2 separate regions of the Homo sapiens genome follow, and region 2 is linked to region 1. A link is a loop called in an ENCODE intact Hi-C map of the cell type or tissue named here. Cell type or tissue: Calu3. All regions are shown on one strand. Region 1 overlaps KIAA2012. Region 2 overlaps KIAA2012.

What was found. A loop is a pair of places that touch in the nucleus more often than their neighbours do. Peaks named below come from ENCODE experiments on the same cell type or tissue, not always from the same donor. Only the 100,000 strongest peaks of a DNase experiment are listed, where the experiment ranks them.
Region 2: a loop joins it to region 1, with 3 times the contacts of the local background. A loop is called at or near these places in 5 of 110 quality-filtered maps.

The regions. Positions count from the first base shown.
Region 1 is chr2:202,157,728-202,160,227 of GRCh38, forward strand. The region is part of intron 14 of KIAA2012; the gene reads left to right. Among named protein-coding and RNA genes, the nearest start is that of KIAA2012-AS1, 42 kb to the left of the region's middle. In Calu3, no CTCF peak of the experiment used is centred here; a DNase peak (open chromatin) is centred at 1,294.
Region 2 is chr2:202,103,130-202,105,629 of GRCh38, forward strand. All of the region lies in intron 8 of KIAA2012, which reads left to right. All of the region lies in intron 3 of KIAA2012-AS1 (KIAA2012 antisense RNA 1), which reads right to left. Among named protein-coding and RNA genes, the nearest start is that of KIAA2012-AS1, 13 kb to the right of the region's middle. RefSeq lists an enhancer at 1,256-1,345. In Calu3, a CTCF peak has its summit at 1,333 (motif pointing right); a DNase peak (open chromatin) is centred at 1,332.

The DNA of each region.
Region 1 (2,500 bases):
CAGCCCAGTTCCAGTGCCTATGCTCAACCATCTGTTATAAAGCCTCACTGCAGCCCCCAGCTGAGCCCTGTCCAATCAAAAACACTGCCTATCATGTTAGCTAAGCATCCAGCACTCCTTCTAGAAAATTCCATTCCTATGGACACATTCCATCTGCACCAGGAAGATTTTCTGACCCCACAGGATTTTGCCCTTCCCTCCAGTCCCACTCAAGTTCTGTGGAGACAATATAAAGCTTTCTCTCCCACTGATCATTCGGTTCCCCTCAGCCAACATATTTTTATTTTTAGACAGTCTCTCTCTGTCACTCAGGCTGGAGTGCAGTGGCACGATCTTGGCTCACTGCAAGCTCCCCCTCCTGGGTTCATGCCATTCTCCTGCCTCAGCCTCCCAAGTAGCTGGGACTACAGGCGCCCGCCACCATGCCAGGCTAATTTTTTGTATTTTTAGTAGAGACGGGGTTTCACCATGTCAGCCAGGATGGTCTCCATCTCCTGACCTCGCAATCCGCCTGTCTCAGCCTCCCAAAGTGCTGGGATTACAGGCGTGAGCCACCGTGCCCGGCCCCCTCAGCCAACATATATTAAATATGCTCTGAGTATCAGACACTGTGATAGGCACTGAGGATACAGAGATGAATCATCTCTATCCTTGACCTTCCAGGGAGCCTAGAATCTAACAGGAAGATAAACAATGAAACAGGTAATAGCACAATGTTGTGGCAGAGGCAGGCTCACGTTACTACAGGAGAGCATTCATTCATTTTCCATTTGTTGCATGTGAACTTCTCACATTTTAAGAACCTCTTTACAACACTGAAGGCAGGGTTTCACCATGTTGGCCAGGCTGGTCTCAAACTCCTGACCTCAGGTGATCCACCTGCCTCAGTCTCCCAAAGTGCTGGGATTACTAGCGTGAGCCACTGCACCCAGCTGAGACCAGCCTGTTTTCTAAATCAAAAAAGAAAAAAAAATTTTTTGAACCATGTTTTTAAAAACTCAATTTGTGTTTTTTCAAAAAGAAATGGTAATTGATGAATGAATAAGGATAGAGGTTTTTTTCAGGGACTTTTTAAATTATCAGGGTTAGGTCATGGTAGTAGGGAAGAAAATAGCAATAATGCCTATTAATGCTAGATATCAAATTGAATATCCTTATACTCCACATTGATATCAAAGGATGTGTATGTTATGCCCAGAACATCTGAAGAATGAGAAATAAGCTTCCACCTCGCAGTTCCCACACAGTTAGCATATAGTGCCCTCAAATGCAAGGTAGAGGAATTGGCCTGAACACGGACAACAGCCAGCCATGCCTGGAGTTAGAGCTGCCCCACCTGTTTTGAGACCAGTCCCAAGCATTACGTATGTGGGCAGGTGTACATGCATCCCACGAAGCAGAAGGGGGCTGCCCCGAAACCTGTGGATTTCACATACAACAGGAAAATAATGCTTGGCTTAGGACATCATCCAAAGATGGAGCAGGGTGCCTTAGGAGATAAGTTCTTGTCTCCACAATCATTTAAACGTGCCTTGATGACCACTTGGCAGGAAAGTTGTAGAGGGATCACGAGCTGGTCTCAAGATTTAATGGTGCCAGGACACTTGAATAATATTCCCAGGAAAAAATATGTATGAGTGTGTTCTATTTCCAAAAAAAAAAAAAACAGAATTAAGTATAATATTATCAATATTAAAGTGTCAGACTAGTAGTTGGGAAGCCCTGGGTGGGGCAAGGGGTACTTCTCTGACACTCTGATACTAAGTGACCTTGTGATGCTTCTGAGACTCCATTTTCTCTTTAATAAAACAGAAATAATAATACTGGGACCTGACAGGGCATGGTGGCTCCCACCTGTAATCCCAGCACTTTGGGAGGCCAAGGCAGGTGGATCACCACCTCAGGTAGTTCGAGACCAGCCTGGCCAACATGGTGAAACCCCGTCTCTACTAAAAATATAAAAAATTAGCCGGGCATGGTAGCATGTGCCTGTAGTCCCAGCTACTCAGGGGGCTGAGACAGGAGAATCTCTTGAACCCGGGAGGCGGAGGTTGCAGTGAGCTGAGATCGCACAACTGCACTCCAGCCTGGGCAACAAGAGCAAAAGTCTGTCTCAAAAAAATAATAATAATACTGGGAACTCCATACCTGCCTCTCAACAGTGAAGCAAGAATTACATGAACTAATAGTTTTGAAAGAATGTTCACATCTGTAAAGGACTCAATTCATAAGGGAGAAAGGAACATTCACTGATCCCTGCTAAGGGCCAGGCCCCTCACATATTGAGCCTTGTATAATCTTCCTGTCACCCTTCCCAGTAATTGTGCTGATCCCCACTGTGCAGATGAGGAAACCGAGGCTCAGAGATGACCAGTCACATGGCTGGCAGCAGAGGGAGCTAGGATTCAAAGCCAAAAATCCCCACAATATCAGAGATCTATGAGGTCTGTCTGTTCTGTTCCTGTGTACCTAGTTGTACTTCTTTGTTCTAGCTGCAGAA
Region 2 (2,500 bases), 55 kb before region 1:
ATGGGCACTCCTGAGGGAGAGCCTGGGATGGGGGGTCCTGCCACTTCTACATGCTCCTACATCATGGCTGACGTTCCCTATGGTCATCCCCTTCAGAGAATATTTTTTAAAGAAGGAAAAAGGATAAAATCTAGAAGAAGATCTCTTCTGATCATATTCAATTGGATTTTTAAAATATTTATTATACCCTTCATTAAGCAATGCATTTTGTTAAGCTGTGGAAGAGAAAGGAAGACAGGTATTTACATAAGTAAGTCCAATGCACCATAGGTGTTATAAAAGGGCAAGAATTTTTCAGGCAGCTTACAAAAAAATAATTGTATAAAACAAGACAACTAAAATTGAAATTGGAAAAAAAAAAACCTGGGTAAAAGGAGTAGAGAAATAGATGTTATCAGACATCTGAGATGAATTCATGGTTTGAAGTAAGTACTGGATTTAGCTGAGTTTCCTGGCAGCCAAGGTAAAAAGGACACTGGAATCTTTACACCTCCATTTTATAAAAGAAAGATAAAAGTTTATCCAAAAAGTCATTTTCCTGATTTTGAATTAGGTTATTTTGTAAGGGATGACCTCTATAATCTTTGCCACAGCAGAGATTATGTGCTTCTAAGCAAAGTTCTAAGAGAATATGAGCAAAGGAGTTCAATTCCAACTGGCGACGTGGGCTTTTTAGGGGAGGCTTCTGAGTGACCTCTCATCCTGTGTCACAAGGAAAAACTCTTTCTGACTTTCCTTTCATTCCATAGTACTCTTGTTTAAGACACATTCTTGCTCCAGGGACTTCTCTGGGCCCTCTGGGGCAAAAAGTGTCCTAGTTTTGACAGGGGTCCTAGTTCTGAGTTTTCTAGAAATTTCAGCAGAGACTGCCACTGGCTTCTTGGAGAGTTTGACTCCTGGGAATCACACAGGCAGCCATTTTGTTCTAAGCCTGTTTGGACTTCTTACTGGAAAGAATGCCTAACGGTGGAGCTTAAAAGACCAATGGAAGGGGACATGAAGGAACTTTCTGGGGTGATGAAAAATGTTCTCACTCTGGGTTGCTTGTATGGATTATAGATTTGTCAAAACTCATTGAACTGTGCACTTAAGATCTGTGCGATTCACTCTATGTAGATTTTACCTTGCCAAAAAAAATTACTCAGCTCCCTAAAAAAAATAATAATAATAAATAAAATCAACAACACAGTGTTTTAAAATGCAGGTCATCTTATTCAGGTGTGGTGAGGCCAACAGATCAGGAGACAGTTGGCACTGAAAAGATAGTTTGTTACTCACAGTTCCAAGAGGAGGAGGCACACCACACCATGCAGGGCCACACGGGGGCGCACCAGCCTCCAGGAGGCAGAAGGCAGGGAGCACAGGCAAGAGGCTGTATTGTGGTTTTCACAGAAGGAATATGGGCAAGGCAGAGCAAGCAGCCTAAGCAGATTTAGAATTGTCTAGTTTGAATAATTCAGCCAGCTCTGCAGCATAGGGGCTATCCCTTGCTGTCTGGTACTGGCCCTCTGATAATTACAGCAGGCAGATAGTAGCCTGGGAATGTTAAGAGTTTGATAAAGGAGGTTGTTGAGGGTCAGGAACTCTGGGTTGGTTGGGGTGCATATGACAGGTATGTTCCCAGGTGAGTCATTTACTGTGTCTAGGAATTGGCCAGCCCTGGGAGGGACAGTCAGGTCCCAGACATCAAAACATCAGAATGAAAAGATACACTTAATAAAAAGACAGACAATACTATTCACAAGATTGGGTTCGATCTGATTATTTTCCATGATGACCCTGATAGGAAGGTGAGGAAAACCACCAGGCCATCATGAACCAGATTCTTAAAGCCAGATGCACTGAGCTTACCAACACACTGACAATGAAACACAGGAATCGGGTACAAAGACAGTGAATTCATGGAGTTCTTCCCCATTTACATGTCATAAGGACCCTCCTTTAAAAGCATCATGAGCCTAACTCAAAATGTGTTAAGCAAAAATAAAGAAAAGGAAAGGGGAAAAAGGAAGGAAAGATGGAAGGAAGGGAGACACAGAAGGAAAAGGAAAGAAGGAAGGAAGGGAAGAAATGAAGGAAGGAAGGGAAGGAAGGGAAGAAAGGAAGAAAGGAAGGGAGGGAGGGAGAGAGGAAAGGAAGGAGGGAAGGAAGGGAAGGAAGGAAGGAAGGAATTTGTTCATGCAAGAATCAGGTAACTGCAGGACTGGCTGAATCCAGGCCTCAGAAAATATGTGTGCAGTACTTTTCTCTCAACTCTGTTAGCCTTTCCTCTGAAGCAGGCTCCTACCATGAGGTGATAAAGATGTCTTCCTGCAATTCCATGCTAATCTCCTTCCTGTTAACCTCTATAGGAAGGATATGCCTCTTAAAAGCTCTTGCAAAGCGCAGAAATCACCCCGATTGACCAGACTTGGGCCATGTGCCCACCCCGGAACCAATCTCTGTGGCTAAGGCAATGAGGTACTCTCATGCCAGGCTTCAGTTCCATAGCCCTCTCTGG